3 separate regions of the Homo sapiens genome follow, and regions 2 and 3 are each linked to region 1. The links are chromatin contacts, found by Hi-C in ENCODE. All regions are on one chromosome and are shown on one strand. Each heading gives the region's core, a stretch centred on a gene start or an enhancer-like site at or near the end of the contact. The rest is flanking DNA. Distances are from core to core; before and after follow the strand shown.

What was found. A loop is a pair of places that touch in the nucleus more often than their neighbours do. Pooled maps may share reads with other maps.
Region 2: a map of heart left ventricle shows a loop between it and region 1 (1.9-fold over the local background). The contact joins the promoter of HEBP2 here to the promoter of NHSL1-AS1 in region 1. A Hi-C loop is called at or near these places in 3 of 168 maps with a recorded cell type or tissue (MCF 10A, esophagus muscularis mucosa and heart left ventricle) and 13 of 50 pooled maps.
Region 3: a map of heart left ventricle shows a loop between it and region 1 (3-fold over the local background). The contact joins the enhancer-like site here to the promoter of NHSL1-AS1 in region 1. A Hi-C loop is called at or near these places in 6 of 168 maps with a recorded cell type or tissue (Caco-2, IMR-90, MCF 10A and 3 more), 2 of 37 single-sample maps with no recorded cell type and 20 of 50 pooled maps.

Annotation. Positions count from the first base shown.
Region 1 is chr6:138,689,044-138,693,872 of GRCh38, reverse strand. It overlaps NHSL1-AS1 (NHSL1 antisense RNA 1), which reads right to left and starts at 2,205. Exons shown (of 4, transcript NR_033896.1): 1 at 1,905-2,205. LOC124900217 (collagen alpha-1(III) chain) reads right to left here and starts at 1,147. Exons shown (of 2, transcript XM_047419637.1): 1 at 1-1,147. The coding sequence starts at 1,110. The coding sequence ends at 181. It also overlaps a transcript of NHSL1 not described here. RefSeq lists silencers at 359-498, 539-598, 1,079-1,428, 1,439-1,488 and an enhancer at 1,611-2,810.
Region 2 is chr6:138,401,693-138,406,521 of GRCh38, reverse strand. It overlaps HEBP2 (heme binding protein 2), which reads right to left and starts at 2,299. Exons shown (of 4, transcript NM_014320.3): 1 at 1,925-2,299; 2 at 1,242-1,377; 3 at 371-551. The coding sequence starts at 2,026. It also overlaps the pseudogene MARCKSL1P2. RefSeq lists enhancers at 2,043-2,563, 3,085-3,605 and silencers at 1,834-2,683, 2,814-2,883.
Region 3 is chr6:138,428,007-138,432,835 of GRCh38, reverse strand. NHSL1 (NHS like 1) reads left to right here. Exons shown (of 8, transcript NM_001144060.2): 6 at 1-2,443; 7 at 2,993-3,125. Among named protein-coding and RNA genes, the nearest start is that of MIR3145, 4.9 kb to the left of the region's middle. RefSeq lists enhancers at 1,651-2,150, 2,151-2,652. Within about 2 kb of position 2,306, at least 5 of the 41 ENCODE cell types and tissues checked have a DNase peak (open chromatin) inside an H3K27ac peak, as active enhancers do; they include heart left ventricle, where a contact is called at or near this core.

The DNA.
Region 1 (4,829 bases), core at 956-3,455:
GAAGAAACTCAGATTAGTCACATTTCAGCTTGGACCTTTCCAGCTGTAGTAGCAGGCAGCCACAGGGGGAGTCACCTTGCTGAAAAAAACTCACTGGACGCCCCCTGAAAAGAGGTCTTGAGTTGTTCCGAGTCGGACGCTGACTCCTAGTCGGCTACAGAACCCTTGGCCACCGGACATTTAAAGACGTTCTATTTGAGGTCCACCCGGGCGGCCCAGAAGTGTTGGCCACCTTCCAGAAGGGAAGTAGGAGAGAGCAGGGGGACCCCGAGGGGCCCGGGGCGTTCCCCGCGGGGCGGGGCGCTCCTGACTGCGGAGCGCCGTGGGCAGGGGCGCAGGTGAGCAGAGCGAGCGGAGCTGGCCGCGGCCGTCCTGGCGCCTCCGCCCTCCCGGCGCCCGCACTGCGCTGCACCCCGGCCCGGGGGGCGGGCGAGGGCTCTGCCCCACCGCCCGGGGGCTGCCAAGGGGAGTTGGGGCGGCGACGTGGGCGTCCCGGGACTGTGCGCCCGCACCCGCCCCGACAGGGTGCGCTGAGGCGCCGGGGCCGCCACTGGCTGCGGGCGCTGGGCGCGGCAGCCGCGGGAGCCGCAGGTGGTTCCCGGGCCGGCCCTTTTCTCCTCCCCCTTTCCTTTCTTTCGCCTCCCCTCCCTCTCGCCCGGTGTCGGCGGCACTTCCCTCGCTTCCTCCTCCCTCTCCAATCCGGAGGGAGGGAAGGAGCAGCCGGCGCTTTCCTGCCCGCCTGCAAACTTCAGCGGGACTCGCGGCTCCCCTCGCCGCCGCGGCCGCCGCCGCCCAGAGCTGCCCCTGGAACTTCCTCTCGCCGCGCGGCCCGCGAAGCCCTGCGGGTGGAGGAACGCCGCCGGGCGCCAGGCAGCCACGGCTCGGACCCCATTCCTGCCCCGCGCCGCCCGGGTGCCCGCTCGCCCGCGCGCCCGTCCGTCCGTCCGTCCTTCCTGCCCGCCCGGCCTCTCCCCTGCGGGCAGGGGCCGCCAGGCTTCCCTCGGCGCCCCGCCGCTGCCCGGGACTTCCTTTGTGTTGGATGCAGGCTGGCGCCCCGCGCCGACGGGAGGCAGACTGAGGGATCCCGCGCCGCCGGCCCGCCCCCGCCATGCCCTTCCACCAGAGGACCCTGGAGCCCGCGCGGCTGCGCCGGCCCGAGGCGGCGGGGGCCGGGGCTGCGGGCGCGCCACTCTTCCGCTCGCTGGAGCAGGTCAGCTCGCATGCCCTGGGCTGCCTGCTGGCGCAGCTGGCCGACCTGTCGCGCTGCGCCGGGGACATCTTCGGCGAGCTCGAGGGCCAGGCGGCCGCGCTGGGCCACCGCACCGCCGCGCTGCACCGCCGCCTCGACGCCCTGCAAGCCGCCGCTGCGCGCCTGGACCACCGCCGAGTGAAAATCCGTGAGTGGCCGGCGGGCCGGGGGAGGGGAACCGGCGGGGGAGGCACCCGGAGAGCTGCTCCCGCCCGCCCCCTGGCGGCCCTGGGTCGGCGCGGGGGCCGCGGAGCCCCGCGATGTCGGGGTCTCCAGTGGGGACTGCCGGACCCCAGCGGGAGGCTGGGCAGGTGGCAGGGGCGCAGAGCGCTCTGTGACTTTCGGACTCCTGGAGGGTCTTGGCTACCTCGAGAGAGTGGGCGCGGAGGGTGGGAATTGGACAGTCCCCTTGTCTGCTCCTTCTGTCTGTCTGTGTCTGTCTGTTTGGGAGACCCCGGGGCGCTGTAGACAGAGGAGAGCCAAGTTCGTGGGAAAACTGTCACAGGCAGGTAGCCTGTTGGAAAAGCCAGGGGAGAATATAAATTTGGGCATATAGTAGTTACAGTTTTGGAGACTTCAGGACGATCCGTTTGTAAAACCCTGGGGATCTCGGCGAGCGTTGGGGCTGCTTGCCACCTCTCTTCCCGCCGCCTACCTGTGTTCTTACCGACAAGCAAAACTATGCAGACTTTAAGGGTTTTCCCATTTGGCGCAGAATTTTCTTTCTTCTCCCAGACTGACCCACCAGCTCTTTGTGATTCAGAAGACGTTGACCTTGAGTTCAGGCTCTGAATCCCATTCATCTTTGTCCGGCTTCCTCCAACCCTGAAAGTCAAGTCTATGTCCTGATATAGTGATCTCTCCGGTGATCCATTTCATTTCAGCAGCTTAACTGGCTCCGGTGAATGAAGCAACTGGAATTTCCTGCTGGCCCAAAGCAGAGAAACTTTCAGTGTGATGTCTCTGTGGTTTCTCCCTTTTAAGTACGTGAACTTGGTCATAATCCTAAGTGTAAAGAATAAATTGGAGATGGTTGATGGATTGCTGGGTGGGAGGGGAGATGTTGATGTAACACACGCCTAGATTTCAGCAGCTCTGGATGAAATAGTTTTTTCTCCTAGAATCACTTCATATGCAATCTCGAATAGCTCGTTTTCCAGCTAGCTAGAAAAACTTAGCTATATTTTAACTACCTTACAGCCTAAGAGTTCAAAATTTTCAATTATTTAATTTCAGTGAGATTGCTTGCTATAATACATCTTTCTCCAAGTTGTATAATTAATTCGTGGCAGTTTTACATTTTTGCGTTCATCTCTTTGATTGTGCCGTCAACACATTCATATGAATTGTGGACAGTTCCCAACCTGGGAGAGCGTCCCCCTCCAAGAAAAAAAAATCAGTGGGGAGGAATCAAAGTGATCTCATAAGGTTGTTGACATAATCAGAATATATCTACTTAATGTGAGTGATGACTTCATGCATATGGTAGGATACACTGTCCTAGTAGGATGTCATGGTCTATGCGGCAATCACGAGTTGCTTCTATGCGTTTTCTGTCTAGGGTGTAGGTACGTGGGAGAACCAGAATTTTACCCTTGACAAAGAATGTGATGAGGGAGATCTGATTGATAGGTGAACTGATCTATTGTGGGAATTAAAAAACAAGAGGAAACTCCCTGAAGGTCAAGAACTCCTTCCTTTACTAGTTTGGTTTTACATTTAAATGTATCACTTTTCTCTGTTCTTTAGTACATATGCCCCAATAGGCTACTGTCCATAGCCAGAAATCCCCCAAATTCTCCATATTAACTAAGGTTGTTCTAATTACAGTAACTGAAATAACTCTTTTCAAAACTTTTCACAAGTTTGTTTGAATCTTAAGTGGTTGTGATTTCATACCTGTCTTCCAGGCTGGAGTGCTGTGGTGCAATCTCAGCTCACTGCACCCTCCGCCTCCTGGGTTCAAGCAATCCTCCTGCCTCAGCCTCTAGAGTACCTGGGATTACAGGCGCCCGCCACCACGCCCGGCTAATTTTTGTATTTTTAGTAGAGACAGGGTTTCGCCATGTTTGTCAGGCTGGTCTTTAACTCCCAACCTCAGGCGATCCACCTGCCTCGACCTCCCAAAGTGCTGGGATTACAGGTGTGAGCTACCACACGTGGCCCCATTTTTTTTTTTTTAATAATCATGCAAGAAGGCTTTTTATTGAATATAATTATGCCTGAGTATAAATGTACATGTAGAGAAGAAAGCTGACTATCAAGACATTAATTTTTGTGGTTTCTTTCACCTTCACACACTTTGCTTTTTTATGTGCTTAAAAGCAGTGAAATGCCTATGCATTACCATCTGTTAGGATTCTTTTAAAACAATGCCTCAAACCTTGTTTCTGTGTAAAAACTACAGTTTGAAGTTGTTCTGCCATTTTAGGCAGGTCTTCAGAATATCATACTCCATTAGTATGGATGGCTAGACTTTTAGACTTGGAATTGACCGTAAAGGCCATCCATTTCGTGAATTCTTACCCAGAGAGGAAATCCAGTCCAACAGCATTGCAGTTAATTCACCCCAGGTTAGGCTGTGGGTAATGACACATCCGGGCCTGAAGCCCAAACCTTCTGATTGTCTCGCCTGTCGTCCCACTGCCTGTGTTCCTTCCCTTTAGAAGAGTGTGGAGCCAGGCACAGTGGCTCATGCCTGTAATCCCAGCACTTTGGGAGACCAAGGTGGGCGGATCATTTGAGGCTAGGAGTTCAAGATCAGCCTGGCCAACATGGCGAAACCCCGTCTCTACCAAAAATACAAAAATTAGCGAGACTGTCTCAAAAAAAAAAAAGGTGTGGAAATGGGGAGCAAAGTTTAGATATGTTCCTTAAACAGTCCTAAGGATAACTGTGACCGTTAATTCCACCCTTCTTGTCAGATAAACCATTTAATGAGTCTCCCCAGGAGCAATTAACAGAATCCAGCAGTTTACCAAAAGCCTCTAGCAGTTGGGGACAGCATATTTCAGTGACCAATAATAGCTTTCTACCATAAGAAAGGATGTGAGAATGTCAGTGGAACAATTTAAAAAAATGTATAAACACTCTTTGCAATACAGAGACAGTATTTTAGTCCTGTGGGCTGGCCCTGCTGGCCTCAATGATCCTGAGAGGTATTTCATCAAGTTTGCCATTCCTCAAAATCTCATGGGTAGAAAGTTATCCAAAATAATTTTTTGTCATGCCTTGGGGAGAATGCATGTTATTATTCTGTTCATTGAAGACTCCTACTTTCTTTCCCTGACACCCCCAGGTTGAGGGGCTGTTCCCATGGCATTGGTTCACCTCGATCACCACATTTACCAAGGGGACTTCTGCACCCCTCTGCCAGACAGCAGGACCTTTGAGGTCCAGGATGGCCGAGTCTTTGTTTTTCTAGAGCTTAGAACAATGCCTGGATGTGATAGCTCAATAGATGTTTGAATTGAATTAATACTTAGTGACTTAGTGCTTACTGTCAGGAAGAATAACTATAAAAACCTTAGGGAGGAAGGAGGATGGATCTTTTGAGGCAGGTGGATCAGTTGAGGCCAGG
Region 2 (4,829 bases), core at 1,050-3,549, 290 kb after region 1:
AATTTCTGTTTTTCATAAACTACCCAGCCTACGGTATTTTGTTACAACAGCCTGAACAAACTAAGACTTCTGTTTTAAGGTATTTTTGTTCAGGTCTAACTATATTGCAGTCTTTTGTTTTGGGAGCATATAATTTGCACCGTGTCTTATATGAAGGGCATGCAATAGACTCATTAAATGAAGTGATTATTATCTTGTGACAGACCTCAGTAACATATACAACAAAGCCAGTAGGAAAACATCACAAAATGCATTAGACCTGATTTTATGGAAGGGTGAAAAAGCCTTTTGAAATTGCATTGGAGCTAAACTGTGAGTGCACGCAAGTAAAACTAGCAGTCAGCAAGGCTATAAATTATCTACCACTTACCGTACAAACACAGTCATTTCGGCTCTATCTTCAATGAAGACATCTGACTCTAAAGGCCTGGGTGGATCAAATTGCTGTTCAGAGGGAATATACAGGGAAATGGTAATGGTAGACTCACTAAAAGGACCTGAACCAGGCTCCACGTAGCTTGTCACTGGAGCTGTCATCTTTATTTTCATCTCTGTGACATAAAAATGAAAGCAAATTTAGTGTATTTTTGACAGCTTTAAACATTTAACCTATTCTTTTTTGATCTGGGTTCCTTGATTTACTTCACATTGTTGACATATTTACCTTTAAGATAATTTTCATCTTAAAACAGTAAGGCCAAAATTACTCAATTGCTCACTGCCCACATTAAACCACTTTCTGTAATACTGATATTCTGGGTTAATAAATTCTTAATTTTTAGAGATAAAAGGGGAAATTAGAGATTACATGGTCAGTAAATTATTTTTTCTTACCATTCAGAAAATGAGGTCCCACAGGCTAAGAGACCTGCTAAAATATAAATAGCAGCAAAGCCAGACCAAAAGCTATGACTTGATGCTTCTAATCTTGGTACCTTCTTGCCTCCTGACGTCTCTGATCCTACCAGTCACCAAATTATCTTGAGGTGTTAGCCATAGAAAAGGACTTATCACGAGTTACACCAAACCCCAGTTCATCCAGCAAAATCAGAGAACAGAGGTTGAAAAGTAATACCCAGTGTAACCCTGGTCCTGAGGAGTCTTGTCTGAAAACAAGACAAGTCTTTGATGACTTGCTTATTTTTCCATTATAAAGGATATTTCTTTAATAAGCTAAAACTCAATAATAAGCCCGGGGACTCTTTCACAATATGCATAATTACAAGGAAAACTGCTTTTACCTTTCTCGTTTTTGCCTTGAATGTAGCTGTTCAGTTTCGTAAAGCCCGTCTGGATGGCTGAATCCCAGTCCATAGACTCCACGGACGTGCTGACCCACTTGGCTGGTCCATAGTGTCGGATCTCATAACTTCCGGGCTAAAGTGGAACAGAGAAAACTTCGAGAAGCAATTCTAAGAGGGTAGGAGTGAGATGCAAAAATACCGGTGCCATGATCTCGGGTCGACCTGGAGCCGTCCTGTCTAGGGGCTGCACCGCCCCGGGGTCCGGCCTGAGGTCCCCGCTCCTTAGGTCTGGGAGGTTCCCCTCCACGAGGTTCCCCTCCTTGCGATTAGGGACCGCAGCGGCCCCAACCCCACACGCTGGGGACTCGATTCACACTTTCAGACAAGCATCTATTACACCCCCTCGGTTCGGAGGGTTCCACCGCGCGTTCTGGGACGTAACCAGTTCCTCCCCGCCCCACCACCCCGCAAAGACAAGAAATTGAGATGGGACCTGCACTGGGGGTAGCGGGGAGGGTAGAGCTAAATGACCGGGGTTTCTCGTTTGCGTAGCATAGTGGGTAGGGACTGGGACCATTTAAAAAACTGTACTTTTTACTTAACTCTATGGGACCCGCTGGCCTCACTGCAAATCAGCCGGAAGGCGGGCCCAGCCCCTCCGCTCCCGAGTCGGCGCCTACCTGGGGGCCGGCGTCCTCCGGGGCCTTCCAGCCCGGCGTCTCCACAGCTTGGGCCGCCGCGTCCTCGGCCGCCCCGGGGTCTGGCTGGAGCGGCTCGGCCATGGGCGGCGCTGACGCTCTGGGAGCCTGGTCAGCCGCGCAGAGGCCCCGCACCCCGGGCCGCCCCGCCTGCGTGTGCGCGCCCCGCCGAGGCCCCGAGTCCCCGCTCCGCAGACCCGGTCCCTCCTCCCGGCCGGGCTGGAGACCCGAGCCCACCCGATGCGTCTGCCTCTGGACCGCGAGGGGGCGCCGCCACCAAGGCGGGGCCGGCTCACGACCCCGGACAGCTCCGGCCGGAGTTGCGCGTCCTGCCCCCGCCCCTCCGCGGCGACAGGGAGCCGCACCTCGCTTCGGCCCGCCTTCTTTTGAGGCACTTCCGCCCCCGCCCCGCCTTTGTTTTTGAAGGAAAGGCACACACAGGTGGCCCCGCGGGCAGTAGGGGGTGGCGCTGTTTCTGTGCAACCGGTTTGGGAACCTCTGCCGCGGCCCCGCCCGCGCTGGGAACCGCGGGCGCTGAGCCGCCTCGAGGGTGTCCCAGCGCACCGCAGGCAGAGAAAGGCAGGAGGTGGCGGCTGGCGACCCGACCCCCGCGGCCCCTGCCCGCACTCCTGGGGCTCAGCCAGGGCGAATGGCCGTACTCATCCCAAGAAGTTGTCCTAGGTCCCAGACAGCTTTCAGGGTCCCTTGCGGAGGAGGTGGTGGGACCACAGACACATGGAGAGAATCTGGAACTGTTCTGGTTTCTGAACTTTTCCCCGACAGGACCCCAGACCCTCTGAGTCATCCCCGCAGGCTTAACGAGACTCGGGGAGAGTTAGTGCCGAGGCCAGACACTAGTGCTTTTCAAGAATTTTGGTTACCAGGGCTTTCCCGAGCCGAGTGGGGTGCGGCTCTGTTCCCCAGCACCCCCTTTCCGCCGGCCAGGCCGACTCCGCGTTACTGTCCCCTGCGGCGGGGACCCGGCACGGCTCCGGCGCCCCCCAGAGGACTCCCATCGTGGGCAGCCAGAGCTCCGAGGCTCTCCGGGGCGACGTGACCGCCGCAGAGGCAGCAGGCACTCCCCACGCGAAAGCCAACGGACAGGAGGGTGGCCACGTGAAAAGCAATGGTGACATCCCCCAAGGGTGAAGGGGAGTAGGCCCCTGTGAACAGAAGAGGCAGCCGGGACCATTGGCAATGCCATGGAGCCAGCACCCCCTAGCCAGGGTGCTGAGGCCAAAGGGGAGGCTCCCTCCCTCGCAAGGAGACTTCCAAGAAGACGAAATTGCCTTTCAAGGCCAGGCACGGTGGCTCACGCCTGTAATCCCTTCATTTTGGGAGGCCAAGACAGGGGTGATCGCTTGAGCCCAGGAGTTCGAGACCAGACTGGGCAACATGGCGAAAACCCGTCTCTACAAAAATACAATAAAATAGCGTTGATAGTAGAGTGGAGAGCATAGCTGCCTTCCAAAAAAAAAAAAAAAAAAAAAAAAGCTGAGTGTGCTGGGGTTGTGATCTCAGCTACTCGGGAGGCTGAGGTGGGAGGATCGGCTTGAGCCTGGGGAGGTCGAAGCTGCAGTGAGCCGAGATTGCGCCACTGCACTCTAGCTTGGGTAACAGAGTGATACCCTGTCTAAAATAAATAAATAAATAAATAAATAAATAAATAAATAAATAAATAAATAATTATCTTTCAAGAAGGGTTTCTAAGAGCAGCTTGTCCTTCAAGAGAAATGGGAAGGAGGGTGGGGTGACTCTTCTGCCTCCTCACCTATGGAGGAAGAACAGGAGTGGGGGAAGATCAATGCCTGCAGCGACAAGGGCGCTGCCCAGGAAGGGAAGGCTGTTGCCACCCCTGAGAGCCAGGAGCCCCAGGCCAAGGGCGCAGAGGCAGTACTGCCTCAGAAGAAGAGGCAGGGCCCCAAGCTACAGAGCTGTCCACTCCCTCGGGGCGGAGAGTGGCCCTACACCAGCCCACGCTGAGCAGAATGAGTAGCTGGGTGGGCCAGGTGGGTGATCTCTAAGCTGCAAAAACTGCTGTTCTTGTGAGGTTACTGCCTGGACCTGGTGCCCTGGCTGCCCTCCTGTGCCCAGAAAGGAAGGGGCTATTGCATCCTACCAGCTACATTCCCTTTCCTTCTCTCCCTCCTGTGGATTCTCCAATCGGCCATGTGGCTTTCCTCGTAAGGCCAGTTGAAGACGGTCCCCCACAGCCTCCCAAGTTAGATTAGTGATATGAAATGTGCCTTTCCCTGGCCCTGCCTCCTTCCCTGTCCCCAGCCCTGCAGAAGGCAATTTTTGGTTTTCTTCCCCAATTCTTTTCCAAGTAGGTTTTGTTTACCCTACTCCCCAAATCCCTGAGCCAGAAGTTGGGTGCTTAAACTCCCAAACCTCGAGGGTCCGGCCTCCCCGCTGTTGAGTTTTTACTCTGGTGCTGTGCCTAGTGGCACCTGGGCCGGGCAGGGGGGCACTGCCCTGCCTAGGGTTCTATTCAAGTTCCAACCTTCAGCTTGTGAATCAACTGTGTCTCTTTTTTGACTCGGTAAGCACATGTTAGGCTTTGGGGCCAGGGAGAGGTCTGTAATGTGAAATAACTTCTTCTTGCCTTTTCTTCTCTCATTTTTATGAATAACTTTTAATGGCCAAACCCCAGATTTGTATTCTTTTTTTTTCTAACTGCTACAACCATTCTCTTCCACCTGGTTTTATTATAACAATTGGAAAAGGAATAAATATCCCTTAAATTTTTTTTTGTTAGATGTATTCTTTATTTTTTCCAAGAGATTTATTAAGATATAATTCATATACCATATAGTTCACCCATTTAAAGTGTACTAGTCAATGGTTTTTAGGATCTTTAGATCTGGGCAACCATCATCACAAGGAC
Region 3 (4,829 bases), core at 1,057-3,556, 260 kb after region 1:
AATGCTCCAGCAAATAGGGAGAATGGGTCCCAAGCTATGCCGTATAATTGTAGAAACAACCTGGCCTTCCCAGCCCACCCCCAAGATGTGGATGGCAAGAGTGAATCTAGTTATTCAGGGGGCGGAGGGCACAGCAGCTCGGAGCCCTGGGAATACAAATCCTCAGGTAATGGAAGGGCATCCCCCCTGAAGCCGCATTTAGCAACTCCTGGCTATTCCACTCCCACAAGTAACATGAGCAGCTGCAGTTTGGACCAAACGTCCAACAAAGAGGATGCTGGGTCGCTGTATTCTGAGGACCACGATGGCTACTGTGCATCTGTGCACACTGACTCTGGACATGGATCTGGGAATCTGTGCAATAGCAGTGATGGCTTTGGGAACCCCAGGCACAGCGTGATCAATGTTTTTGTTGGAAGAGCTCAGAAAAACCAAGGGGACCGGTCCAATTACCAGGATAAATCCCTATCAAGAAACATCTCTTTGAAGAAAGCAAAGAAGCCTCCCCTGCCACCCTCCCGGACAGACTCCCTCCGCAGGATTCCCAAGAAGAGCAGCCAGTGCAACGGGCAGGTGCTCAACGAGAGCCTGATCGCCACACTCCAGCACTCGCTGCAGCTGAGCCTCCCAGGCAAGAGTGGCAGCTCGCCCTCCCAGAGCCCCTGCAGTGACTTGGAAGAGCCCTGGCTGCCCCGCTCCCGGAGCCAGAGCACAGTTAGTGCTGGCAGCAGCATGACTTCCGCCACCACCCCCAATGTCTACTCCCTGTGCGGGGCCACGCCATCGCAGAGTGACACAAGCAGCGTCAAGTCAGAGTACACGGACCCCTGGGGTTATTACATTGACTACACGGGCATGCAGGAAGATCCGGGGAACCCGGCAGGGGGCTGTTCAACCAGCAGTGGGGTGCCCACTGGGAACGGGCCAGTCCGCCATGTCCAAGAAGGGTCCAGAGCCACAATGCCCCAAGTGCCCGGTGGTTCAGTCAAACCAAAGATCATGTCACCAGAGAAGTCACACAGAGTCATTTCTCCATCCAGTGGGTATTCCAGCCAGTCGAATACACCCACAGCACTCACCCCTGTGCCTGTGTTTTTAAAATCAGTGTCACCAGCAAACGGGAAGGGGAAGCCCAAGCCCAAGGTACCAGAAAGGAAGTCCTCTCTGATATCTTCAGTATCCATTTCCTCATCGTCCACTTCTCTTTCTTCTAGTACTTCTACTGAAGGAAGTGGCACTATGAAGAAGCTGGATCCAGCCGTGGGCTCTCCCCCGGCTCCTCCTCCTCCTCCTGTTCCCTCTCCTCCATTCCCTTGTCCTGCAGACAGGTCTCCTTTCCTTCCTCCCCCACCTCCTGTCACAGATTGCTCCCAGGGCTCTCCTCTGCCTCACTCTCCTGTGTTCCCCCCTCCGCCGCCAGAAGCTCTCATTCCTTTCTGCTCCCCACCTGATTGGTGCCTTTCTCCTCCCCGCCCTGCACTGAGCCCCATTCTTCCAGATTCACCTGTGTCCTTGCCATTGCCCCCACCTCTCTTACCTTCCTCGGAACCCCCACCTGCCCCACCTCTTGACCCCAAATTCATGAAAGACACCAGGCCGCCTTTCACAAATTCTGGCCAGCCAGAATCCTCCCGGGGATCCTTGAGGCCGCCTTCTACCAAGGAGGAGACCAGCAGGCCCCCCATGCCCCTGATAACCACGGAAGCATTGCAGATGGTGCAGTTGAGGCCCGTGAGAAAGAACTCAGGCGCTGAGGCGGCACAGTTGTCTGAACGAACAGCTCAGGAACAACGAACTCCAGTTGCTCCACAGTACCACTTAAAGCCATCTGCTTTCCTGAAATCCCGAAATAGCACAAATGAAATGGAGAGTGAAAGCCAGCCTGCCTCTGTGACAAGCTCGCTTCCGACGCCTGCCAAGAGCTCGAGTCAGGGTGACCATGGCAGTGCGGCTGAGCGTGGTGGCCCTGTGAGCCGCAGCCCTGGAGCTCCAAGCGCTGGGGAGGCAGAGGCTCGGCCCAGCCCCAGCACCACCCCACTCCCAGACTCTTCACCCAGCAGGAAGCCACCCCCCATTTCCAAGAAGCCCAAACTGTTCCTGGTGGTACCACCTCCGCAGAAAGATTTTGCAGTGGAGCCCGCAGAGAACGTGAGCGAAGCCCTCCGAGCTGTGCCCAGCCCCACGACGGGAGAGGAGGGCTCTGTGCACAGCAGGGAGGCAAAAGAGAGTTCTGCAGCCCAAGCTGGCTCTCATGCCACGCACCCTGGCACCTCGGTTCTTGAGGGAGGAGCTGCAGGATCCATGTCTCCCAGCAGAGTGGAAGCCAATGTCCCCATGGTTCAGCCTGATGTCTCACCAGCCCCCAAGCAGGAGGAGCCAGCCGAGAACAGTGCGGATACTGGGGGCGATGGGGAGAGCTGCCTATCTCAACAGGACGGAGCAGGTGAGTCTGGCTTCCTGGCTTCTCTCTCCTGTGCCCTCTGCCCATATGCAGCTGAACCAGATAGGGTTGTTGAATGCTCACACGTGGAAAGAACCCAGGTAGATCAGATTCCTGTTAAAGCTAGCAGTATGTAGGCTTCCTGTGTTAAAACACAGATTAAGTTACCAACTTTGCATTTTGTTATTATTTTTAAAATCTAGACCTAAAGGCATGGCAGAAAATAGGGGGATGGAGATGATCTGCAGCAGGCTGGGTATTAAATAGCAATGGGTAACACCTCCCTTCCGAAGAGCCGCGCAAAGAAACGTTGCAACAAAATTTAAGAGAGATGCCATGGGCGTTCCATACTTTAACAAAGAATGAGCTCTGGCTCTCAGGCTAGTGTCATTTCCTCCCTTCTTTGTAAACTATCAAACTACAGACCCACGGCATCTCCCTGTGGTTCTCACATTGTCGGGAATGGCAGGGAAGCAGCATATTTAGAAGCTTGGCTGAGGACTGAAATTCCAGTCACTTGTGCGTCTTGTATGCCTGCCTGCTCTTCTGTAGCTGGGGTGCCGGAGACCAACGCAGCCGGTTCATCCTCAGAGGCCTGTGACTTCCTCAAGGAAGACGGGAATGATGAGGTAATGACCCCCAGTCGACCCAGGACCACAGAAGACCTTTTTGCAGCTATTCACAGGTATTTCAAACTCCTTCCTCTGACTTTAATCTACTGTGTAATTCCTTCTTTCCAAGCAGCACCTCAATTTACTTTTCTTCCTTGAGGTTTCTTCTGTCACCCAATCATAACTCCTTAACTTTACTGTTGATTTTTTAGTGGGTTTCTACAGTTTTATTTCCTCTGGCTCCAATTTCTGTTTTACTTTGTCTCACTGATTTTTATGACATTGGGGACAGTGGCTCAATGTGATACGTTCTGGTAGGCGCTGCTCTTCCTGGCAAGGAGCGCAGTGTGGCAGTCATAAGACAGAGTATATTAGCAAGAGTCGGATTAAAGTGACTGACAGTGCAGTCAGGAGGAGGAATGCTATGTTCTGTGGACTTAGGATGCACAGACTAGCTCCATGGGACTCTCTTCCTAAAGATGTTTTAGTTTATTCTAATTTTTTTCATTTTACAGAAAAACCACAGTTATACAGAGCAATTTCTTTGGCTGCTTAAGTGTTTCTATAAAAGAGTACGGCCCTTTAAGCGGGAGCAAAAGAATGACTTATGCTTGTTAATATACCACTAGTGCCATCTACTGGCATCAGAAATCGTTGGGTTTAAAAACAAACAAAAAGGGTAAAATTTTCAAAGTAATGGCCTGAACTGTTACACTTTTTATATGTGGTCACCTTTAAGAGTAAATATGATTTAGCACTGAAGTTTTACTTACTGCATCACTTTTCTGATTGGAAACAGCTGACTACTCCCACACAGTGTCATCGTAAAAGCTGATGACTGTATATGTGCAACTACGTTAAGCCGTAATGCTGTATAAACCTTTTGCTTCCTTCTAGACTTCTCTACCACGGTATTTCCAGGTAACTCTAATGAATGTCCTTATGCTGCCAAGGCCTTATTTTGCCCTGAATGAAGATCCTTTCTTTTTTTTTAACCTCCTGAAACAAAGCATCCTGTAGAATCATTTGATTCTGTGTGTGAATGATCTTATGTCAGCACTGCTTTCCCAATTCTTGGACTCTCCCTGAAAAGACTATTGCATAAGATGAAAAACATAGTGCTGTACCTACCTGAAACTCTTCATGCAACACATTAACATCTAACTTGGTGTGGGGGGAACGAAGCCGGTGAATTAATGTTCTTGTCAAGAATTACGCTCTTTACGTCGCTCCTCTAGTGTTGGTATAATAGATCCTAAAGACTGCCCCTTTTAACATGGACTGGTTTCTTCAGTCTCATTAGAAGTGAAAAGGTAGCTGGTTGTCCAATTATTTCTCAAAACAGAGAAATGATAAATGATGCATCCTTTGAAACTTCAGTGGCAATTCTAGAAGTTCCCATAGATGTTTCTAACTCTTAACCACGCTAGACACATAAGAAGCACTCAATAAATATTTCCTGAATTAAATGAAACCAACTGGTATTTAACCATTAGAAGATTCTTCCAAGACTCAGAGTATTTCATTTAGTATGGAATGCACTGGGTTGCTAAATATACAGGCATATCTGTCTATTTATAATAGCCATCCACAGAGAAGATTTGCGTAGCCTGGTTGTTCTGTGTACTCGATACTTGGTTCCAGTGAGGAAACCCAACTGTTGTGGGTCCAAATTACTGCATATTTTTTCCCAAAAATATGCCAAAGGCCTCTTCTATATTTTGGCAACCTTCTTAAGGCATCGAAAAATGTGTTGTTTCTCTTACTAGGACGTTACA